Linked DNA regions of Mus musculus: regions 2 and 3 are each linked to region 1. The links are chromatin loops, found by intact Hi-C in ENCODE. Cell type or tissue: heart. All regions are shown on one strand.

The links. A loop is a pair of places that touch in the nucleus more often than their neighbours do. Peaks named below come from ENCODE experiments on the same cell type or tissue, not always from the same donor. Only the 100,000 strongest peaks of a DNase experiment are listed, where the experiment ranks them.
Region 2: a loop joins it to region 1, with 6 times the contacts of the local background. A loop is called at or near these places in 9 of 42 quality-filtered maps.
Region 3: it touches region 1 in a loop (7-fold over the local background); 2 of 42 quality-filtered maps call a loop at or near these places.

Annotation. Positions count from the first base shown.
Region 1 is chr4:107,064,279-107,072,278 of GRCm38, forward strand. Mrpl37 (mitochondrial ribosomal protein L37) reads right to left here and starts at 2,588. Exons shown (of 7, transcript NM_025500.2): 1 at 2,172-2,588; 2 at 309-492; 3 at 107-222. The coding sequence starts at 2,517. It overlaps Cyb5rl (cytochrome b5 reductase-like), which reads left to right and starts at 2,716. Exons shown (of 7, transcript NM_001346552.2): 1 at 2,716-2,767; 2 at 4,334-4,545; 3 at 6,592-6,740. The coding sequence starts at 4,345. In heart, a CTCF peak has its summit at 3,038; a DNase peak (open chromatin) is centred at 2,633; H3K4me3 peaks cover 2,107 bases; H3K27ac peaks cover 1,448 bases; H3K27me3 peaks cover 1,375 bases.
Region 2 is chr4:106,908,188-106,916,187 of GRCm38, forward strand. It overlaps Ssbp3 (single-stranded DNA binding protein 3), which reads left to right and starts at 3,283. Exons shown (of 18, transcript NM_023672.2): 1 at 3,283-3,725; 2 at 4,716-4,788; 3 at 5,018-5,079; 4 at 7,458-7,542. The coding sequence starts at 3,670. In heart, a CTCF peak has its summit at 4,290; DNase peaks (open chromatin) are centred at 384, 1,064, 2,174, 3,244 and 3 weaker places; H3K4me3 peaks cover 6,303 bases; H3K27ac peaks cover 6,081 bases.
Region 3 is chr4:106,984,445-106,992,444 of GRCm38, forward strand. The region is part of intron 4 of Ssbp3 (single-stranded DNA binding protein 3); the gene reads left to right. Among named protein-coding and RNA genes, the nearest start is that of Gm12786, 39 kb to the right of the region's middle. In heart, CTCF peaks have their summits at 3,726 (motif pointing left) and 5,357; DNase peaks (open chromatin) are centred at 2,317, 3,437 and 3,707; H3K4me3 peaks cover 598 bases; H3K27ac peaks cover 4,150 bases.

The DNA.
Region 1 (8,000 bases):
GGGACCTGGTGGTGGGGCTGACAGTAAGAGAGATTAAGACACACAAATAAAAAAGCAACAACAACAAAAAGCCCAGCAAGGCCTTCTGGTATATAGGGTGACCTACCGCGGTTCCAGGTGGTGGCTAAGGTGCAGTTTTGGGCAGAGGTCCGCCTGGCTAGAGAAGGGTGCTTGAGAATCTGGGATTTACACAGCTGTATGAGGCTGTCCACAATGAGTGGGCTTGGAGGAAAGAAGAGATATTTGGAGACTTAAAGCAACATATAACTCCCAACACTCCTCAGTTATCTTATCTGGAGGAAACTTACCAGTAAGTCTCTCTCTTGGGGATGTCCTCAGTGGAGTGCCAAAGCCGGGCATGGGAGATGATATCCAAAACACGCTGTTCTTGGTTCTCTATGTGATTAGCTGGATCATCAACAAGACTAAGCACTTTCTTGGGGAGGCCTTCTATTAACTTGGTCTTAGTAAGCCAGAGAGCCTGCTTCATCCCTGTGGGACAACCAAAAGAAGAGAGAGAGAGAGAGAGGAGAGGGGAGGGGAGGGCTCAGGAAGAGATGTTTATGCCTGTCAGGGAGCACCAGAGAAAAGGCTGCCTCAAGGGACTCTGGTTTTGTTTTTGAGATATCTGAAAACCGAAACTTCCAGGTGGTAAGAGCAGAATACGGGGAATGAGTGCTTAAAAACAGGAGGAGTTCAAACCATGCTCAAGACAGCTGAGTTCCCTGCTGACTCCCCACAGAGAAATCAAAGCTGTGAGACTAGTTCAGTGGATACCAGCCCTTCAAATAAAATCCCAGCTCTGTGATGTTTTTCTGCTAGCAATCTCAAGCCATGTTTTATGGCTCTCTAGCACCTAACAAAATATAAAGTATTTAGAGCTGCCATTTACTGAATGTCACCTCCTGTGCCATGAACTTACCTACAAGTTAGATGGGATTCTGACATGAAGGGGGAAACTTGGACAGACTGAGTTTGCTTCAAGTTGCCTATCTTTAAGGTAATACAGGTAAGAGGAGAACCTGAGACTGTCTACCATAAAGTCCACAGTCTCTCTATAACCCCAGTCTGCTTCTCAGGGCCATATCTCACAAGGGTTTATTGGGATTTTATAAGACCTCTCTGTACATTGAGAAAGTGTAGGATAGAAAATACATTTTCAGACTGGTTCAATGAATGCAATCTTAACTTCTGATCTTTTTTCCTAAAGCACGGTTTCTCTGTGTAGCCCTGGCTATCCTGGAACTCACTCAGTAGACCAGGCTGACTTGAACTCACAGAGATCTTCCTGCTTCTGCCTCCTGAGGGCTGGGATTAAAGGCATGCACCACCATCTCCAGGTGCAATCCTAACTTCTGAAACACATCCATCCACTAGGCATTCGTTGTCAGGGTAATGCAAAGGGGTCGTGTCTGTGAGATCCTTCACAGCACCTCCTGAGTTCACAGAAAATGGTTAATGGCCAAAAATATCAGCTTGCAGGCATAGAAGTGGGCCTTTTAGGAGGCTGGCCTATGGCTATCGATTTTTCCAAACTTATGACTGATTCTCTTAATTTGGCTCCAAACCTTGTTGGGTCTCTGTATTTCCTAGTTATCCTTTGGAATCTCTGCTCCCACAGACTTCAGTTGTTTTTGGTTTTAGGATCTTCCCTATCCTCATCCTGATCCTGAGAGGGTTCAACTCTGGAAAACAGTTCCTGACACTCCTCTTAAGAAACAGAATGACTTTGAGACATTGATGTATCTCCCCCGCCTCCCCACAGGGTTTCTCTGTGTAGCCCTGACTGTCTTCGAACTCATTCACTCTGTAGATTAGGCTGGCCTCCAACTCAGGAAAAGGCTCAAGACATTCTGACCTGTTATTAAGTGGGTAGACTTTTGGGTGCAAATCCTTTCTTTGAAAACATATCCCAGGCCTATTTTAACAAAAGACACCCCCAGAAAAGGAGCGTTGTAGACCTGCTTTATTATCACCTCTCCACGCATGGAGACAAATCCCCTCCTCTCTGCACACATTCTCCATTGCTCCCTTTCACAAACACCTTGATCTGACAACTCTTGGAAGCCGGGTGTTACTCTATTCTACTTCCAGAGGAAGAAACTTCCCCAGGCTCGGGGTCACTGCTGAGCCTGGGACAGCGTCTCCTCCCGTTTGTCCTGAGACCTCACCCTCCAGGAGTCGGCAACGCTGGTGGAAGATGTAGCAGGGTTCTTCCTTGTACAGAGTCTGTTCGTGGATCGGGGCGGCACGGTGGAAGCGTGGGTCATTCCAGCCGCGCTCCCACGGCGGGAAGATCGGCCTCGCCAGCCACGGGACGAAGTGCTTCTTGCCCTCGTAGGTAATGGGCTCCAGACCGGGGATCTCGTACACCCTGTCCAGGGGGCGAGGCTCGGGCTTCCGCGTGGAGCGCACGCCCCACTCATACGCCCCACGTTTCGGAGTCCCGTAACCTCCGAGGCCGAGCCTTCCAGAGCCAGCGAGTGCCCGCAGAGCGGGCCCGGACGCCAAGGCCATACCGACTCCGTTTCTACAAAACCTCTACCTGGACGCCGCCATCTTTGCCCGTGCAGGGACTGCTGGGAGCCAAAGGGGCGGAGCGCAATGACGGGTTTTTGCGAATGACAGACACTTCACCCAATCACAATTAGAATATGCTTGCTTTGTCCCCGCCCCTCAGGCAGTTCCCATCCTTATTGGTGGAACCTGGAAGGTGCTCTTTGCTTGGGGTTTCTGAAGTGCCACACGTGAAGAAACTTGCTGGTAGGTAGGTGAGCGCGGTGGTGGAGCTCGCGGCCGGCGCGGAGGAGCGTAGGGACCTCAGATCTGTACTTTGCACGCCTTTGACCCTTAGGCATTTAGAACGTGAGAGGGCCCGGTCTCCTCGCTGTAAAATTAGGAGTTAAAATGCCTTAGCGGGTCCGACGCCTCATGAGTTCTGGAACTGCCATCCTTTCCGCCCTTCTCAGCGTTGCCCACACTTTCCTGGCTGCGGCTTCCCAGAGCCTGCGAGTGGCCCGGGTACCTCTTTCTATGCCAGCTTGGCGGCCGACTGCTGGCACTGCGGCTCGCCCGGCGCCGAACGCGAGTTACTTTTGCTCTGCTGCTGCTAAGTTTTCCGATTCCCGGAGGCGGGTCCAGTGCACTGGCTTCTGGCAGGCTCGCTGCGGGGGTCAGAGTGAGGACTGTGCTAAGTAAGCATCGGGTGGGCATAGGTTGAGGGACCACCGAGTGAGTACATGAGTGCACGACGTGAACGGTGGCAACACACACATGCTTCCTGTCCCTTAGGTCTTTTCTCTTGTTTGACCACTGTCAGAGTTGCATTGTTTAGTGACCGGCCCGTGAACTCTCCCTGGCTTCTAGAGCAGTTGCGTGACACACACTTTAGGTTAACAAATGAATACATAGTAGAACAAATAAGGTGCTTGGTAATGACAAGGGGAACACTTGAGAAGGTCTCTGAGAGGAGATGACCTTTCAGCCAAGGCCTGAAGAGTAGGGATAAGCATCCAGGGCGAGGCTGCAACAGGGATTGTGCCTCCCAGATGGGAAGGAACTTCATCTTTAAAATTGTGCATGAAGTGGCCACCTTGTCTACCAGTTTCCAAAACGACTGAGACAATAGGACTATTTAACCCCCATGAATGCAAAAGAGGCAGAGGACAATATGACTAACACTCAGACTACCCAGCAGTTTACAGTTAAAGCATTTTCATTTGTCTTAGTACATCTCCTTCCCAAATGCTAAGAGTAATTGCCATAAAGAGAGGCACCATTCACTCAGTTATCTGATGCACAGTACAGATGGAGTGACTGGATGAGTATAACACCGTGCTAGGTCTTAACAAGGACAGGGACCGTGTCCTGTGCCTTCTGCCTTACAACACCAAATCCTGTACCCAGCTCCCGGACTATAGAGGGAACGAACACTCACCAGGCCATGGGAGCTTCCTGTATGCCAGGTGTTTGGCAGAATACAGAAAGAGTGAGACACCAACTTCATTCTCACTGGTGGCCCAGCCTCAGAAACACACCAAAGTCAAAGAGCTCCTGCACAGTAGGAGAGGCCTTCTGAATCCAAATTCCCCGCCTCTGCTTAGATTTACACACACACAAAACCCCAATAGTTATAAGCAGTAAGCATGCCCCCAAATGACAGCAGATCCTCTGGTTAAGCCATCCCTGTCCCTATAGCCTGGTGGGCCTTGGGGAGAGTGTGAGAGAGAGAACAGAGTACAACCCCCACATCTTCTTTCTCCCAGGCGGACAGCAAAGAGAGGCCTGGCTTATTCACTTGTGTCCTCCCCCCTCCCACCCCCTATTGCCCAAGCCCCACTGACAATGGCTGAGACGGAGGAGGAGGAGGATTCTGAGGCTTGGCTGCGGTTGAAGCCTGTGGAGCCCTTGCCCTCCCAGTGCTGCGGCAGTGGCTGCTCGCCCTGTGTTTTTGACCTCTACTACCGAGACCTGGAAAGATGGGAAACAGCCCGAGCCAGAAATGACAGGAGCCTGCTGAGTGGGAAGCAACCACCTGAGAGCCAGGTGAGGAGTCCAGAGTGGCCATATCTATCTGGCCCTGCCCCGCCCTGCCCTGCTCAGTGCCCCTGCTATGGGAAGCCTTCCCTGACTAGTCAGTGGTGAGAAAGAAGTCCTTATAATGGAAGCAAATAGATCCAAGGACCTGAAATCAGCCTGTTAGCTATGTGGATATAGTCTAAGTCCCTTAACCTTGTGCCTTTATTTTGCCATCTATAAAATGGACCAAGTTATTTGTAATGTTTAACGCCAAACCTAATGATTATTTCACTCAACAGATATCCATTGAATACCTGTTATACACCAGGCCCTATAAGCCAATGAGGATTTGTGAGTGAGCAAGGCATAGTCCTTGCCCTCAAAAGAGCACACTAACTTGGTACGATACAGACAGGTAAATAGGGCGTGTTGCTGTTACTCTGGAGCCCAATGGCTTTCTCTTCCCTTTCTAAGCCTTCGTTCATTTTACAGTAGTTCTGTTCAGTATGTAGTGGCTCTGTAATCACCTGTGGTAACAGAAAATTACGCGGTATTACAAAATTTGGTAAGTCTTACAAAACAGCTCTTTTTTTCTCTCTCTCTCTCTTTGGATTTTCAAGATAGGATTTCTCTGTATAGCCCCGGCTATCTTGGAACTCCCCTCTGTAGGCTGGCCTCAAACTTAGAAATCCACCTGCCTCTGCCTTCTGAGTGCTGGGATTAAAGGTGTGCGACACCGCCACGCAAAACAGCATATTTCAATCTAATAATTTTATCTTTTAAATTGTAATGAAGTAATAATAATTTACTAATTTCCCTAGTAATTTACATTTTGGAAATGCATACACAAAATTGGGTGTGGTGGCGTACTCTTTTAATCCCAGCACTTAGAAGCTAGAGGCCGGAGAATCAAAGACTCAAAGCCAACCTTGGCCAACTAGGAGTGAGGTCAGTCTGAGCTACATGAGACCCTGTCTCAGAGGCAGGGGGTGAGGAGACAACAGGCAAGCAGGCAAGCTGGGTGGTAGCCGTGGTATTCAGAGAAGGCTTCCCATAGAAGACACAGGGAGGGCTTGGGATGTTAGGGGCAATGAGCATGAATTTGAGTCCCTGCTCACGGTTGACTGTTAGATTTCCACTAGGGACTTCTCAGGCCATGCTCACCTGCTGCAGCCTTTCTCTCTCTACCCTCACAGCTTCTGTGATGGCTGTCAGGTGTCAGGCAGGCTCCATACTGTGACTGTCTGTGACTCTAATTCTCACATCCCCAAAGGAAGTTTACTGAGGATCCTAATCAGGGCTACATATTATGGACGCAGGTTAACTGAGGGATGGACCTTTCTCCCTTCTCCTGCCTCCTGGGAATCAGACAACCTGACTGCCACTGGGTATCATGGCCTACTCATCAGCTACAAGACCTGAGACCTCCCTTTTCTCTCTGAAGCCTGTAAGAGGAACCCCCACTTAGCTTCATGAGCCTGAGCCTTCTTTGGAACTCCCGCCATAATATCTGCCTCTGCTGTTAATAACTCTGTTCTCAGAAGGACAGTCTACCCCAGCATTCCTCCTGAAATCCAAAACCTGAGACGTTTCAGGCCTCAGCGTCCCCATATGTGATACAAGGATGTTAGACTGGATCGTCTCTAAGGCGCCCTCAGTTTTTCAACTCTCTAGCTCTGGAACTGACTAGATCTGAAGGATGAGCAGGTGTTTTGTACAGGGGATACACTATGAACAATAAAGACCTTGAGGTAGGTGTGCAATGACAGGTGGCTTTGGGAGGGGGAATGAAAGCCTAAGGTCTGGTCTCTGGCAAATAAAATGAAGCTTGTAGTTGTCTGCTGCACCCTCGAATGTAGGCTAAGGAGCCTGGGCTTGGTCCTACAGTTGTGGGGAGCTACAGAAAGCTTACAAGAAGAGTAAACTCCATGTACTATGTATGCTGTAGATCAAGAGGAAGCCAGGGCCAACTCTCTGTCACATCAGGAGATGACGCTCATCGAAATCAGGGAAAGGAGCTAGGAGTGTGTTCCTTGGGTCTGACTCTTGAGGTCAAATCTTTTCCTCTTATAGAGCTGTTCTGCCAAGCTGAGTCCAGAGACTTTCCTGGCCTTCCACATCAGCACCATGGAGAAGGTCACCAAGGACACCTATCTTGTCCGGTTTACACTACCCGGGAACAGTCGGCTCGGCCTGCGTCCTGGACAGCACCTCATCCTACGGTACATGCAGGTAGTGGGAGGACCGATGTCTGCCGCCCTGCTTTGCCATTGACCAGCTGAGTAGCTGGGGGGCTTACTTGGCCTTTCTTAAGCCCTTGTTTGCCTGCTTCAGGGTGGACACAGCAGCATAAGATTCAGGGCCCTGGGTGTGGAGCTCAGTGATGTTTTTTGTGATATATAATGACACCAGCACTTTGATAGCACTTACTAGCCAAGGCATAGTTCTGTCTATTCACATTCATGAACTCATTTAACCTTCACAAAGTCCCCAGAGGACGCTAAAGTTAGAGAGTTTCAGGAACTTGCTAATACAGGAAATATTGGATCAGGATTTGAAAGCAAGCAGTCTGTCTCTGGAGCCATTGTAATTAGCATCTGATGATAGAAAGGACACTAAGAGTAAAGAACTCGAACATATAAAAGGTAGAGGCAAGAGAATTAGAAGTTTAGGGTCAGGCTGCAGAGATGGCTCAGTGGTTAAGCACACTGACTGCTCTTCCAGAGGTTCGGAGTTCAACTCCAGCAACCACATCGTGGCTTACATCCATCTGTAATGGGATCTGATGCCCTCTTCTGGTGTGTCTGAAGACAACGACAGTGTACTCACATAAAATAAATAAATCTTTAAAAAACAAACAAACAAAAAAAAAGTTTAGGGTCAGCCTTGACTATATCTCAAGTTTGAGGCTATTCTGGGCTCTATATCTTATCTCAAAAACAGAAATGATATAATAAAAGAGGAAACAAGCAAGCAAACAGAAAAGTTTCCCCGTCTCACACAGCCACCAAGACACGGGATCCAGATTGCAGCCTAGACAGCCTGGCTGCTGAAGTACACTAGTGTCCTTTCCTCTGCGCTTCCTTCTGACCTGTGTGTCCCCAGCATGAACATCCCCACCTGTCCTGGGAGAGCATCTTTCAGGCAGGCAGGGGTGCGTATGTGAGGCTCTCCAGAGAGATGAGTACTGCAGACATGGATCTGAACGATACCACACACCCAGACAGCATTCAGGAGCATAGTCATATGTGGGAAGGAAAATGGGCATAGGGCTGAACCCTAAGACACCTGGAGCTTATGGGGTTGGCAAGAAGAAAAGAAACCAACCAACAAAACAAAACACAAAACCCACAAGGCGTGGCCTGAAGACGAGGCAGGAGGGGACTGGAAAGAGCTTACTGCTGGTCAGACTGACCGCTTGCTTTCAGGTGCTCTGGCCTGTGACCTGGCTGGTAATCCTTGAAGTTAGCCATTCCAGCTGT
Region 2 (8,000 bases), 160 kb before region 1:
ATCTGGTCTGCTGGAGGAGTAACTTACTTGCAGCCTGGAAGCTTCGGGGTGGGGGGTGGGGTGGGTGCACAGGAAGTCCCTCAGTAGGGGATTCGACCGTCCAGCTGGAGTAAGGAAGTCGTGTGTCACAGGAAGAGGCTCCCAGCAGAGAGTTTTACAACAGTGGAAGCCTCACAGGATAAGTGGTTGTGTTTATGTCTGGGTTACTACTCTGTGCTCGGGGTAGCGTATGCTACATAGTAGGTGTTTAATAAACAGGTTCTGAAACAAAAGGATTGGGAGAGGAGAAGTTGAAAGAAATGGCTTGGTCACTCTGGGATGTGACAGTATAGTACTTCCAGGTGGAAGAGGCTGTGGTGGGTGGGGCTTAGCAGAGGGCGTGGTCTGATCTAATCCTATTGTGGGTGGTGTCAGTTTCTTATCTCTTCACCCAGCCCAGAGCTACTTCAGGCCTGGGGTGTTGTTTTTTTTTCCTCCCCTGGGTCCCCTGGTGTCCCGTTAGGTCCGAATACACACAGGTATGGAACCTGTGCTGGGTTCAGGAGATACCCAGATGATTAAAATGTAGGTCTTCCCTTTCTGTCTGGTGGGGCAGACAGACAGTAAACAAGTGGCTTACACAATGGGCTGGATAGAGGGAGGACTTCTTTGTAGGTTCAGTTGAACAAATGAGATCCAAGCTGACGGGATCGGAGCAGGCAGTTTTGGAAGGCGCTATCTGTGGAGGAGTGTTAGGTTTTGAAGATAGTTGAGAGAAAGGGCTTGGGGTGAGGGGCATTCCAAGTAGAGGTGTCAGCCCAAAAATGTGCTCTAAGGGAGGCAGGAGAACCTAGTGGGAAAAGATAAGTTAGGGGCAGAAAGGCCACCTATGGGTGTTTGGGCCTGCTTATGATCTGACTAAGACTCTGGATAACTGCCAGCTGCAGCATGCTAGCTGGGGCTGGAGAAAGGTCTGTCTTCTAGGGAACCCTTTAGCTGCCTCTCCACTGCCAAGAGCTAAGACACCTCCCTCTGGTCTCTCTGCCTAGGTTCTCTCACTGTTTCCTTTAGCCAACCAACCCACTGGGAGCCTCACTCTGTCAAGCCTCCACAAAGGGCAGACCACAGAGATTCCGAACAAACAGCCCCCCCCCCCTTCCTCTCACACATGCCCAGGAAGGAGGGGCCAGTCCGTTTGCAAAGGAGAAAAGGCAAGAGGAATAGTAGCCTGTTGGAACATCAGACTATCCAGAGATTTTAAAAGACCCCTCCTCCCCCAGACCTTTGCCAGCTGACAGGCGAGGATGAGCAAGGGGCTCTGAGGTGGCTCAGCTCTTGGGCTGCTAGGCATGGCCAACCCGGAGAGGGGGCTTCGGCAGTGGGCCCCCGAAGGGCAGTGCCTTCCCTCCCCCAAGACCCAACTGGTCCTCCTCATCTGCGGGACCTGCAGACACCAATGAGTCACTGTGTTGACAAACCATCTCTGACCATTCCTAGCCCATCAAAAATGGAAGTCCAGAGGAAGGGTATGAGCAGACCGATTTAATTAGCGCGGGCTCTAAAGGTACCTTAAGTTGGCCCTATTAAATTAAACTGCCTAGGGGGAAAAATAACTGTAATTATTTCCTTTTCTCTCCTACCATTGTATTTCAACTCCCAACCTCCACGCTTCTCCCTTTCTTGACAAGACAACCTTTAAACTAGGGGCTGGCATTGGCATCCCCAAACTAGGTCTCAGTGTTTCTCTTTTCTGCCCTTCTTCTGTCTGAGCTCTGGTTTCTAGCAGAGAGCAGAGTCCAGAGGGGTCCACGGTGCTTGGCTGTATTCTAATTTAGGGAGGCTGTTACAAGTGTAGAACATTATTCCAAAAATGCACCCGGAGTCTCCTTCCTGAACCAGTGCAGATCCGTTTGCCGTGGGGCATTTCTTTTAAAAACCCCTTTTCTCTCTTCGGCAGGGCAAAAAAAGCAAACTTTAATGGTAGGGAATTATTGTTTATTTTGTTGAAATCTAGTTCTGAGTTTTCCTACTTAAAACGTGTTTTCCCCAGGACACTGACCTATCCTTTAATTGTTTGGTGTGAGGCATGTTAGGGGGAGGGGCGTTACTTGTTTATTGGAACAGCGCAGTTAAAAAAAAAAAAAATCAACCTAGGCTAACAGTTTCAAGGCTCCCCTAAAGATGTATCCAAACAGGCAGCCAATCAGCGCTTACACAGCTTTTCTGCTTGACTCTTTTAAAGAGACAGTGCCGACAATGTTTTATCACATTTAAAGAGAACCGCGCTCTAAAAACAGTATGAAAATGGGGAGCCATCCCTTATCTCACCAGTTTTTGATTTGGAGACTCCAATGAGAATACACTGCAGGTTTTTGGGTTCCTCGAGTGGACAGAAAGGAGTCGTGAGCAAAAAGCTTGGTCACTCTGCCAACCCCCCATTTCCCATTGTACACCTGGGTCATTGACAATGGAAGCTTCCCCTCCCCCCACGCCCGACTCTGGTCCCCTACTCTCCAATTTAGCTCCATTTATTTGAAGTTTGAGATTTCTGCGGCGCGCATTCCGAGTCGCGAGGCGTCCAGGTGACGTCCCTCATCCAAACGGAACCCTTTCCCGTGGAAAGGCGAGAGGCTAACTTGCCAGGGCTAGCAAACCTCAGAAATTTGAGAGAAATCAACTCTCTTTCCCTCTAGTCCAAGACCTCTTTTCCCTCCTACAGCTTGCCTGGAGCACGCCAAGGGCCATTTTCGCGCGGCTCCACTTTGGGGTTTCCCAAAGTATTTTAACGATCTAGTAAAGAAGCAGCCGCGCGCTTTGGCGCCAGCTTCGGCCGCCCAGCTCCGCGTGCAGCCCTGGCCGGGGCTCGGGAGGCAGGGCTGGGCACAGGCAGCCCGGGGTGGGGCGGAGAGGGGAGCAGGGCCGGCCGGGGTCCTGGCCCGCTGAGGGTACGCTCAGCACGGGGAGGCGGGGGCGCTGGGGGCTAGGCCGACGCGGAAAGGGGCGCGCCGGGCCAGCCGGGGTCCGCGCCTGCTGTCGCAGCGCCCAGTCCCCGCCGCGCCGGCCGGGTGCTCCAGTCCACGCCCGAGCCCCTCGAGTCACCGCCCCACCCCAACGCCAAGGCTCGCCCCCCGCTCCCCCGGCCGGGGCACGAGCGGGCAGCGGCTCGCGGAGGAGGCGCAGCGGGACTGGCGCGGCCGTGCTGACAGGCGTCCCTCTCGGCCTCCAGGCCCGCCCCCGCGCGCCGATTGGCCGCCGCGGCCGTCCGTCGCGGGGCGTGGACGCCCGCCGCGCTCCTGCCGGGGCAGCCACGTTCGGTTGAGCTCCAAGTAGACCAGCGGCGGCGGCGGCGGCAGCGGCAGCGGTGCTGAAGGCGCAGAGGGCGGCGCAGGCGGAGCCGGGCGGCGGGCGCGCGGGCCGCGAGCAAGCGAGCTGCAGGCTTCGGGCGGGCGGCGGCGCAGCTCAGGCCGAGCCGGCGCGGGAGGAGTTCCAGGGCGATGGGGCCGCGGCCGGGGCTGACGCTTTGACAGCTGGAAAGAGCGCGGAGCCTGCGCCTGGGAGGGAGGGAGCGCGGCGAGCGGAGTGCGAGCGAGCGGGCGAGCGCCGGGAGGGGGCCGGGAGCAGGGCAGCTCGGGAGACCGGACGGTAGCGGCGGCGGCGGCGGCGGGCTCGGCGCCCTCTTCTCTGCAAGCCATGTTTGCCAAAGGCAAAGGCTCGGCGGTGCCCTCGGACGGGCAGGCTCGGGAAAAGTAAGCCTCTCGCGAGTGGGGCCGCGCCGCGGGTGGCGGGAGGCAGGTGGGCGCGGGGGTCGCGCCGCCTGGTGCCCCTGGGGCCCGGGTCTCTGCCCCGCGGCGGCGGCGGTGGCGTGGAGAGCCCATTGTTGGGCGCCGGCGGAGGCTGGGGCACCCTGAAGGGGCGGCAGGGCAGCGGTGGGCGAGGGTAGTTGGTAGGCGCGGGGCAGAGCGGGCGCGGGGGTCCGCGACGAGGGTGGGCGAGGTCCCACTCGGAGCCGGTGCGCTCGGCCCGCTGGGCGCGGGGCCCTTACTTTGCCCACCGAGTGCGGGCAGGGGGCGCGTGGCTTTCTGCAGCCCCGAAGGCTCCTTTTGTCCGCCCGCGGCGTGAGGAGTGCGTGCCGGGGGCTTTGTTCGCCCGGGAGCGCTCTCCCTACCCAGCCAGCGGCCTCCCCGTCAGCCCGGTGCGCTCCGGGGCGTCCGGGCTGGGCTGGGCTGGGCTGGCGGCGCCGGCCCGGCCCCAGGCTTGGGGGACAGTTGTTTGAGGGGGAGATGCTGAGGGCGGCGCTTTGCTGCCCTCTCCAGAGCGCGCCAAGTACCCGGACTGGGACCGAGTCCGTTCGGACCCCAAAGCTGGGCTAAAGCAGGGAGCTGAAGTGGGCTGGGAAAAGGAGGGTGGCTCAGGCAGGGCTCTTGTAAGGGGCTTGCGAGTTTGCGAGACCTAGGTGGGTTTAGTCCCAGTGCCACTTGGAAGTTCAAGTTTGGGGACCGGTCTCCGGCTCCCGCGGCTTGGTGCAGCTTGTCTGTGGTACCCACCCACTAGCTGTTCTGTCTGGGGTGATAGGTACTCACCTCTTGTCGTGGCCACAATGGGATGGCACAGACCGGGCTCACAGTCACTGGCAGGGTCCAGAGCGAGCCTTAATGTGATCTGACCTCTCTCTCTCTCTCTCTCTCTCTCTCTCTCTCTCTCTCTCTCTCTCTCTCCTCTCACTCCTCACTTTCCAGGTTAGCTTTATACGTCTACGAATATTTACTGCACGTAGGAGCACAGAAATCTGCACAGACCTTCTTATCAGAGGTGAGTGGGACTCCTTCTCTTTCCCTAGCATCCAGTTTCTTGACACCCCCTCCTCCCCACTATTCTTAGAGCCTTTGTTTTCAGGAGCAGCCACTGTGGCCACCATTTTGAATTTTTATCACCTTTTGGCATTTATTGTTAGTTGGTCTTCACAGCCTTTTGGCTGGGGAAGGCCCTGCGTCCCCCTCCTTTCTGCCCCTCTAAGCTGCCTCCGCTCCCTCTTTTCTAGATTCGATGGGAAAAAAACATCACACTGGGTGAACCGCCTGGGTTCCTGCACTCGTGGTGGTGGTAAGTTTGTGTGATAGTTTTGTGTGTGTGTTTTGTTTTGAGGTCCGGGTCCAAGTGAACAAAGACGGGGGTCCAGAGCAGGCCCTCTACCTTTAGCCTCTGCCTCCTACGGACAAGCACCCCTGGGTGATCTGACCAGGCTTGGCAAGGGAGAGTGGGCAGAAGAGGCTGCGTGCTGCCTCAAGTTTTTGCTGGCATTTCTCCGCCTGTGGGGACTGACTGAATTTTGTTATGCTTTTCCATCTCACTCTGGGGCACCAAGCAGGGGGCTTAGAAAGAGCTGGAAGGGTTTTTTTTTGTCAATCCTGCATGCTGCTTTAATTAGAGGAGTGGGGGCAGGGCGGGTGGAGGGGACACCAGGTCCGTTCTGCAACTGGCCTGTCCCTTATGTTTGCGTCCAGAAACGCCAAACCTTAAGAGGTCTCCACTGGGCCTTTTCCAGGGACCATGAGAAAAGCAAGAAGGGCCGCACTTCCTGTAGAGACACTGATTCAGACTGACTGGACCTTCCTTTTCTCCGTCTCCCCACCCCCCCAGCATCCCTGCAACCACAAAGCCTTATTTTACTGAGAACCTTAACCAGCCAGAGGTGGCCTGGCAGGATGCCTGTAGCTTGTTCAGGACCGGCTCTCCTTATCTTTGACCCTCTCTCCAGGCCTGAGCAGCCTGTGGTCTTTTTTGCAGGCAGGAGGGAAGCTCAGGGTCAGAGCCTTAAGCTAGTTGTCTTGAGTGTGTGACCTGGATGTCTTGTGGGGCTGATAGGTGGACTCTTTCACATCCTTTTGAAAAGGAGAAAGGAGGAGGGGTGGCTTTTGATATGTTGGTGGAGTTGAGTCAAGTGTAGTGTCGTTGGGATGTTAGCACTACCTGACTGCCAGCTCAGGGTACTGTTTCAAGGCTCTTTGAACATCGGGAGGATGAAGTGTCTGTTCTAACTTGTGCAGACAAAATGAGTTTTTAATGGCCTTTGCCAACCACCCAACTGCCTGGTCGGAGGAGGCGGGTGGTGTGGCGCAAGGATTCCACCTGCGGGAGTGGGTGATAGGTTGGCTGTTAGAGGTGAGCGAGCGTGTTGATGGGATTGATGGATCTGAGTGCTGTGGGTCTTAAAGAAACTTGGGCTTGTGGGTAGACGTTATTTTGAGGGTGCTGGGAATGAGGGTGTCTTGAAGTCTTTGCAGTGTGGGCTTTCCAGGAAGCAGTTTTGGAGGAGGAGAGTAGTCCCTGCCTCCATCTGCAGTTGTGCAGAGACCTGGTTGTCCTGTGGCTCCTGGAGTCAAGTCCTGTGGCTTTTCAATCCTTGTTCCAGGAGTGGAAGGTTGGCTGTACAGGCTCAGGTTGTGGTGGCTGTTAGGGGTTGTGGTGGCTGTCAGGGGTTGTTGTGGCTGTCAGGGGTTGTGGTCTCTGGCTTGTTAGGATGTTTACTCTGCGGCTGTTTTTGGGGGTGGGTGGGTGCTGAGGATGGGTTTTTGTTCTAGGCACTCCTTGAAGGGGGTGCTTTCTAATGACAGTGGAGCTTGCTGTGATGGGGCCAGCGGCATTGGACCACAAGTCAGATTAGACCTCAGTTTCAGTGTTCACTGTGCCCTTCAAGCTGGGTTTGGCTAGGCCTTGGTTCTGGTATAGGGCGTTTCTAAGGTCCTGTGTTTGTGTAGCACTCTCATAGTGGAGACGGCACTTGTTCTGTTCTTGTGACTGTGGAGTGTTGGAGTGATCACAGAGAATTACAGAGGGTCTTGAGTGCTGTGCCCTGGGCTGCGCTCACCCTGCCCACTTTCTCTGTACTGGATGGGTGCTGTCTGAGGAGGCCCTTTTGCTTAGTGACAGGGGTAAGGTTCTTGGTTGTCACAGCTCCTTCTTTTTGCCTCATAGACAGGTGGGGATGCAGGCTAAAGGATTAAGAACCCATAAGGCCTCCTTCATTACTGGAGTCACCCAGATTGCGCTGCAGATGAATCATGGTCGTGTTCTGACTTTTGACAATGTAACCTTTTTACATTACGCTGCAGCCATTTTGGTTTGGGGTGGTGAGAGGGACAGAGCCCCGAGATGGGCAGAATGTCATCCAAGTCCCTCTGTGGACAAACCAGGGGCGGGCCGTGCTGACCTTTGTGAGCTCTAGTGACTGCTAACCACAAACAGTGTCACTGATGGGAGATACCCAGCATAGAGGAGCTGCTTACATGGCAGCTGTTACAGACGTCTGGCTTGCCAGGAGCGGTTGCGTCCAGTTATCTTATGTGCTGAGTTTGTCCAGTGCTGTAAGGTAGGATGGAGCCTTTGGGAGAGCTGGTGCTGTACCATGCGTCCTGTACTCCCTGTTGTGTACACAAGTAATAATTAGTAACCTGATCTTACTTTGTTTTTTCTATTTGCAGTGTATTTTGGGACCTTTACTGTGCAGCTCCTGAAAGGAGAGACACTTGTGAACATTCAAGTGAAGCAAAAGCCTTTCATGATTATGTGAGTAACAAATTTTTAATCCTGGCAATAATTACAGGGTTGGATGGCTCTAACTTCTTTAGTATCAAAAGCGAGTGCACAGCCAACTGGCAGTGGTCTTTATTTCCTCCTCGCTTTCCTTCCCGCTCTCCTGCCCACCTGCCTCTGCTGCCTGCCTCCTGAGACCCTCCTTCCTGGGTGTTTTAAGTTGAGGGACAACAGTATTTCATCACTTTGCAGTTACATGAAAGAGGCAGATAACCTGTCTGCAGGGGGTTTGAAGATTCAGAATCATGTGTCTGTCTGTTAAGAGCTAGCTGCGAGGGGGTTGGTTGGTGTTGGCTGAAGAAAAAAGTGACCACAACCAAAAAGAAAGTAAAGGTGAAACCTGTGTTTTAGACTAGAGGGGCAGCTGAGCAGCAGTGCGGAGTGGACTTAGCTCTGTTTTCCAGAGCGCAGCCTTTCATGTGTACATGTCA
Region 3 (8,000 bases), 80 kb before region 1:
GTGTGTGTGTGTGTGTGTGTGTGGCATATTCCCAGAAGTTTCCCAGTAGTAAGTGTCATCCTTGGAGGTGTCAGTCAGGTAACCCTCGCTGATGCATGTTCATTTGCCTTGGTTTGTGCCTCTCTCCTAGTTCTTCACCTCCTGGAGGGGTCTGAGCTAGGTAGGTGGTTTGGAAGATGGAGACACAGGCCTAGCTATTTGTCCCCCGTACAAACAGGGTCAGAGCTCAGGAAGTAGAAGCAAACTTTCTCCCTGTTCTTGCCCTGCCATAGCCTCAGCCTTGGCAAACGCTGTCCAGGTCTACACTTGTGGCTGTGCCTTTTCTTTGAGTAAATGTGCTTCCAGCTATTCATAATTATATTTTAATGGCTACATAAGGTTTTATTGAAGCATTTCCTTATTGGCTAGTCCTTTCTGCCCTTCCCTCTTATCCTGCACTCTACACAGCACTGCAGTGAACACCTTTGCAGTTCATTCTCCATGGCTTCCTTGGGGTAAATCCCCAGAAGTGACTGGATGAGGAAGGATGGGCTCATTTCAAGGCCCTTGACTTATTTGTTACACAGACACAGGCAGTACAGAAAGACTTGCCCTAACTGTACTTTTACTGTGGTTTAGCTCTTCATAGATACTGTTGTAGCTCTAACTACCTACCTTACACACTAGCCTGCTTGCACAGCACTTGGTATAGGTGAAGTGCAGTAAGCTCTCCGTTATCCCATATTCCAAGAAGTAAGAAGGGAGTCCCAGGTGGACCACACGTGACCTTGATCCATTGTGCTGGATCAAGATGGCTGCCTACGCTTTCTCTCAGAGATGGCAAAAGGAAGTAAGCTGTGGCCTAGAGAGCCTGACTATCAAGAAATGAGTACCCCAGGGCTGGCTTTGTGCACCGAAGGCTCTAGTATAAACCCTGATGCATCATTTTATTCAAGAGTATTTGTGGGGCCTCTTGGGCACCAAGCTCAGTGGGACTGGGAGATGGAGAAGAGCCAGCAGTCACTCCAGGCAGACAGAATCACACACAGGGAATTTCTATATGACGTGACAGATGGTTGGATAGGGTGCCATGGATGATCAGGGCCAGAGTGACAAGCTCTGCCTTTCTTTTGTTCTTGAGATTTTAAACTCCCTTCCCCCATTCCTGCTGATTAAGGGAGGTTAGGCTCCTATTCCCTTCTTGGCCAGTACATAGGTAGCTTTTGACTGCATGGGCTTTACACGCCAGACGGGGCAGCTTCCTCTATACTGGTGTGAGACCCAGCTCTACAGACTTCAGAAACACCCTTTGACAAAGTAATTTTAAAGCAGAACCTAAAGGAATTTAAGTTCAGTATTCTTGTCTTGGCAACTGTAACTTCTCATCTAGTTAACTCCTGTACCTGTGCACTTAACCATGTGTCAGGTGAGGGCCCAGGGTGACAGCCATGTCTCTGCACGTCACAGTGTGTGATGTAGAAGAGCCTTCTTGTGGACCTGAGAGCTCAGTGAAATGGGGCGCCGCCCTCCTTTCTGATTGTCCGTGATGCTTGTGCTCCATAGTAGATCCTCAGAACTTCATTTCACTCTCCCTCCCTCCCAGCCCTGCCAAGTAATTCTCTGCCTGGAGACTAAGTCCAGGTTGGGAGCTGGCAAGGAGGAGCCTCGGGTTCATCAGGGAGACCTGGCTACTGGCTCCAGCTCAGTTCCTTGTTGCCTGTCTGCCTTGGTTCCCTCTGTCTCCCATCTCAGCCACTTGGTTGCCTCCTAGGTCTAAAAGTAAAGGCCCTCCCACTCCCTGCTCTGGAGTTTCGGAAAGCCCAGCTCTCTGAACCTAAGCAGCATCCACTCCAGACACAGGGCAGAGGTGATGTTTGCAGAGGGAGGGCTGCCTAAGACCTCACACTTTACACTTTCCATGTGAGGCCTTGGACATTGACTCCAGGGCACAGGCATACGGTTGAGTGCGGTGTGTCCCTTGCTCCCTCCCGGGTTCTAGCTGAAGATAGGAAGGCCAGAGGCAGAACAGCCGACCGGATTCTCAGGCTTTAGAGGAGCGTCCTGGGGCTGTGCTCCCAGCTGCCTCCCATTGTGCTGGAGCCACGCGGTACAGCCCCCTCCCCCAGATCTTCCTCTGGAGAATAAACCATCAGCAGGATTGATTACCCTGCAGGTCCCTAGGCCGCTGTCTCTGGCCTGCATCTGGAGCTGATTTCTGTGGCTTGTAGACCCATTGTCTTGGATGGCTCATTTCCACAAATCAGAGTTGGCTCCACTGCCCTAACCCTAGTGTGACCCCAGATGCATGTTTGTTCGTCCAGTGAACACTTCCTGCTTGAGGAGGGGGGAAAGGCTGAAGTGCACATGAGTGGCTCCAGAGCCACCTCCCTGCTCTGATGCAGACAGGATGTTCCTTCCCATCCCAGCCCCTCCCTAGCCTCCCACCTAGGCCTGCCTTTCTGAAGTAGATTCAAGGAGGATGCATATTTTCAGGAAGTTGGATCCATCACCTGGCACCAGAGGGGAGACTCACAGTCTAATAGCTCCCACAGGGTGTAGTGTTATAAGGCTCTGTGTCTCCCACAACAAGGTGGGAGCTACAAGCAGCCCCTGGCATGGGCTAGGAGGTTTGAACTAAGTCAAAGGCGGCAGCAGCTTATTGGCGAAAGTTTCTAGCACTGTGAGGATCAGTTGTCAGTGGGGCTTCCTTGCACACAGAGGGACTCACTGAGATGTGTCACTATGCAGGGGTCTAGGGGGACTGGACACATGCTCCATGTTAGCCCCTTTAGCCCCTGCTCTGGGCTGGGGGATTTCATGACCTTAAGTTTGTCCCTTCCTTTTTTTTTTTTTTTTTTGGTTTTCGAGACAGGGTTTCTCATTTCTCTGTATAGCCCTGGCTGTCCTGGAACTCACTTTGTAGACCAGGCTGGCCTCGAACTCAGAAATCCACCTGCCTCTGCCTCTCGAATGCTGGGATTAAAAGCATGCGCCACCACACCCAGCAAATTTGTCCCTTCTTGTCACAGTTTTTGTTTGTTTGTATGGTTGGGTTGTTGGTTGGTTGTGTGTATGGTTGGTTGGTTGGTTGTTGGTTGGGCTGGTAAGATACAAAGCTCTCAGGATCTACCTGTCTGTACTCTCCAGTGCTATAGTAGGGCACAGGTGGCCATGCCCAGCTTTTTGTGTGTGTCTTCATGCTTACACAGCACGTGTTCTTACCCACCAAGTTGCCTTACTGGTACGGCTTGTGTGCTGACAGGAATTTAGCTTGTCCTCCACTTGAAGACCTTAGAACTTGACTACAATGTGGGCTCCGGGTGCAGAAGGCCTGTTCCTTCAGTGCAGTGAGTGGCCTCTCTTTGCCTCTCTTCCCAATGGTGATGGAGGATAGAAGCCAGGATGGCTCAGCCCTGTGGCTGGCTGACTCACTTCTGATTAGGGACCTGTGTGGCCAGCGGCTTCCTGCCATTGTTTCCACAAGCTCTTTGCAAGCTCCTCTGTCTTTACAAGCTAAGCTCCACAACAGGTCCTGCGAGTTAGGGAGTCCCAAGAGCACACCAGCACCCAGGGTTCTTCAGGAGCTGCCTCTGGCATTTTGGGCTCATCCTTTCTGGCTTTTGTTCAGGAAAAGAGAGCCCTTTCCGTGGGCATTTGAGCTGCCGTGTGTCGCATGTAGCCTGGTCCTATCTCAGACTCTGGAGCTTGGTGGCTGCCCATGATCAGACCTTCACTTTGCTGCCCCCTTCTGGGACAACCAGCTCTCTACTCAGGGACCGCCTTTGCCTGACCTTCCTCACCCCAGGAAGCAGTATGTCCAGCTGCAGAATTCTTATTGCTTGAGAGCCCCAGAGAAATGGCACTAGGGGTGTATCCCTTCTGCATACTCCTTCCAAGAATGAGGACACATGATGCTTCCTGTAGGTGCCATCACCCCCATCCTCAAATCCAGACCCAAGGGCAGGCAGGCAGGCTTATCCTACCTATCCACCAAAACCTTTCTCCTTGGTGAGACCCATAAGTCGGCCTCTTAGAGCAGGGTGGGTCACTGGCTTGTCATGTGGTGTAGGATACCACCTACAGTTGTTTAGTAGCCCAGCAGCAAAAATGCAGGAACCTATAAAATAGTGGAGGGAAGGAGGAGAGGGAAGGGGAGTGAAAAGGCAGAGCCAGAACTGCAGACCTTCAGAGTCACCCCTTGTGAACCCGACCCAGCAGACCTGCTTCCCACCCGGCTTCTTCCCTCCCTGTGGTCTGGATCCACCCGGCCTTGTAGATTGCATCAGGGAGCCACTTACCCCCATTAAAACTGGGAGGGCCAGGGAGGGAGGAAATGGGCTAGGGTGTGTTGGGAATGTTTTAGCTAATGCAGGGAGTGCTTTTTAAAAGGCAGGTAGAATTTTTTCTTTATAGATCAATTAAAAACCCTTCTTAAAATTAGCCTCTGGGAAGGTGTGTCAGTGGGCTCTTGTTTTCTTATGTCCCACACTCTGCACATCCTCCCTGACAGAAAACCTTAAAATTTTTCTTTCAGAGGTGACCAGTGTTTTTAAATGCCAGGTGATGACCAAGGGAGAGGGACCTTTGACTAGGGTTAAAGTACTGTCCTGGGAGGGTGCGTAGACTCCCTGTGACTCCTCTGGGCCATACAGCTGGCGGGCAGCAGCAGGCACGAAGAGGAACATCTCACCAGAGCCAGGCAGATGGTGTTCACCTGCTCGGGACACACTCCCTGGTCCGGGGCCCTTGGAGTTGCTGAGATAATAACAGACAGCTGCCAGCCCTGGACCTAGATCTGCGGGCATTCAAAGGCATACAAGGTGCAGGGAGACAGAGCCTGCCCAGGCCTCCCCACCCGCCAGGCCCTGCTTTTGTTTGAGAGTTGTGAGCCCCTCCTTTCCCGCACCAACATCCGAGCAACAAGAGCGCTTTAATGGAGGACAGTTCTGTTTTGGAAACGACAAGAAAGCTCCTTGTCAAGTGTGACCTGGCCTTTCCTTTGTCTTGCCTCCCTTCTTTGTGTGTGTCTCCAATGGGTTTTGTTCCAAGGGGCAAAGGAGCTGGACATGGATTTGGTGTGTTCCTGCGGTTTTTCTTTCTGTTTTCTTTTTTGGCAGCAGCTAAAGCTTTTGGTTATTTCTGAGTACAGGACAATTGGGGAGTTGGGGATTCAAGACCACTCCAGTGTCTTTGAGTTACTGAGTGGTGTCAGCAACAGCGAGTGGCAGAGAAGCCAACTTTCTGACCGCCTGGAGATCTCTCAGCTCATTGTATATGTGCGTAAGGACAAAAAATTTCTCATGGCCTTCAGTCCATAGGGGCATTTGCCCAAATATCCTCAGAAGGCAAGGCTAGCTGTTTCAGCCAGCACTCTGCCCTCTAGCTGTGCTCAGGAGGAACTGGTATTGCTTGGTTACCGTGTTAGCCTCCTCCACTGCCAAATAGGTCTGTGCTGGCCAAGGTTATCTGGACCTGGCTCCATCCAGTGTGGGCACTGTGACCAGTGATATTGGGGGGTGCTGAGAGGCAAAATTGGATGTTACTTCCCCCAGGGCAGGACTCAGGCCTGACTCCTTCAGGCTAAGACTCAGGGCAGCTTAGTAGAGGAGTGGTGTTAATAAGATTACAGAATCAGCTTGATCATCTTAAATGCCCCAGCCAGAGCGCTCGATTGTGTACCTGTGCTGGCACCTCTGAGGTGTCCTCAGTTGAGTCACAGGAGCTTGTTCTGTGTGTGCCCCTTAGGGCTTGTCAGAAGAGCAGTATAATTTAGTTGTGGTGATGGCTCAGTCCAGCATTTCATCTCTCTCTCTCTCTCTCTCTCTCTCTCTCTCTAATTATCCCAAGCTAGTGATATTTGTCTTGCATGAACCTCCAGACAGAAATTGTCTTTTATTACACGTTTTTTAAAGACTAGGGTTTTTTTTCTTTTTTAAAGGTTTATTATTTTTATGAGCATTGGTGTTCTCTTCCTCAATGGCTTCGAGGGCACAGAGCCTCAGGAGCCAGAGTTACAGACCACTGTGAGCTGCCATGTGGATGCTGGGATTTGAACTTGGGTTCTCTGGAAGAACAGCCAATGTTCTTAACCACACAGCCATCTCTCTAGCCCCAAAGAGTAGTCTTAAATGGGTATCTCTCAGTCCAGCTCTCTAGGGCCACATAGTAAGACCCTGTCTGCAAAACACACAACAAAACAAAACTGCAACTTAAACAAATCTCTGACTTACTAGAAATCAAAACCCCTTCTACTCTTCTTTTTATTTTAATTATTGATGAATGTCTCTGGTGAGACTTTTGACTTTTTTTTTGGATTGAGTTGAGCTTGAAAATGTCATCTAATGTATTTTTACAAATACAGGAAGAATGAGACAGACAGACAGACATACACACACACACCACACACACCACACCACACATGTGTGCAAGCCTGTACGCAGTATGATCTGATGACAGTCAGTAGGCCTAGGTGTCAGCTGGGGAGCGGCAGGAATGCTGTTTGATCTTTGCTTTTTGGAGCCCCAGGGTTGAAGGTAAGGGCAGAAAAGATAGGTACAGAATAGCAGCAGCAGTCCTCAAGATGTCAGGGTCCCGGCCCTCGCTCCTCTTATAGCTTGCCTCCCCACTTATCTCTGGTGACCTAGGTAAGAGTAAAAATGGCTGGTGTGTTTTTGTTTGTTTTCTTTTGTTTTGTTCTGTTTTTAAACTTCTCTTTGTCAGGCTGGTTTCAAGTAATTCAGCACTTGCTAATTATGAACCTGGTGTCCTGGCCTGAAAATCCCTGCCTGTTTGAACTTGCAGCTTCCCAGTTCCAGAAGTGGATATATGCTCTTTGATACCAGCCCATGGCTTACAGGATCCAAAGTGTGTGTCCTCACACTGCTCCCATTCTTACTTGGCCAGTGTGTCATGTCTACTGTCTGGGCAGTGTACAAGCACAACTTGCATCTATAGGAACTATAGAAACGGGTGGATGGCTCTAGGAAAATATGAAATGAACCAGACTGTGGCCAGTCTGGCTAGAAGGATGCCAGCAGGTAGTGACAGGTAGAGGGGGAACTCCATCAGTAAGTTTGGGAAAGGTTGCTGAGGAATGTACGTCATATTCCACTGGGACATAGGTCAGCATATTCACACATAGGGAGGATAATTGACTGTCAGTTCATGGGAAGCAGTTTGCAGGTAAGAGCCCTGCTAGGCAAAGAAGCAGATGAGGGTTCTAAAGTGAGGGCTTCTTTCCTGCTATGGTTGGTTTGTTTTTATCAAGAGTACCGAGTCTAGGGTTCCCTTGCTTCTGTTCTAAGAGCAGGCGTGGCCCTGGGCAGGAAAGGAACTTTCTGCTCTCCTGATCTGTCTCCACCCAGAGATGGATCTAAACTGTGCTTTCCCCAGCTGTGACATCGGAAAGCAGGAAATCTAACCCCTGGGATGTGTCCTAGGTAGGTGCTGTGTCCCTTAAGAAAGTGAAGAGGGACCAGTTACCTTGAGACAAAGGCACCTCTCCTAGTCAGCCTCTGCTTCTCACTGGTGAGAGAGGGAGGGCTCTTTCCTTCTCAGTTGAGAAGTCGTTTAAACCAGCCAAGGTGGTGCCTGGTCTCCATACTCAGGAGACTGAACTAAGGGAATCCCAGATTTGAGGCCAGCCTGGGCTACATAGTGAGATGTCTTAATGACAACAAACAGATGTAATAGCCTAGAAGTCCATGAGTTCGCTCCTTCATGGTGATGGTGGCACTATTGTTTTTCTGGGTGTTGTGAATGTGATTATCTGTGCTGTGTGAGACCTGCCTACAGTGGCAGACCTGGGATGTTCTCTGACAACACCCACTGTTCAGCCTCTGGCCTTTCTCTGATAGCCTTTCTGCCTCCTGGCAAACATAGGATGATACCTACCTGACTGTGGTGATGACTGAGGGAGCCTGTCTCTGCCCTCTTGCTGCCTTCGCCTGACCCTTGGAGCTGTTGCCTAGAATGACCTGCCCTTCTGGAGCCCTGCCTGTTCTCCCCTCTTTCACATACCC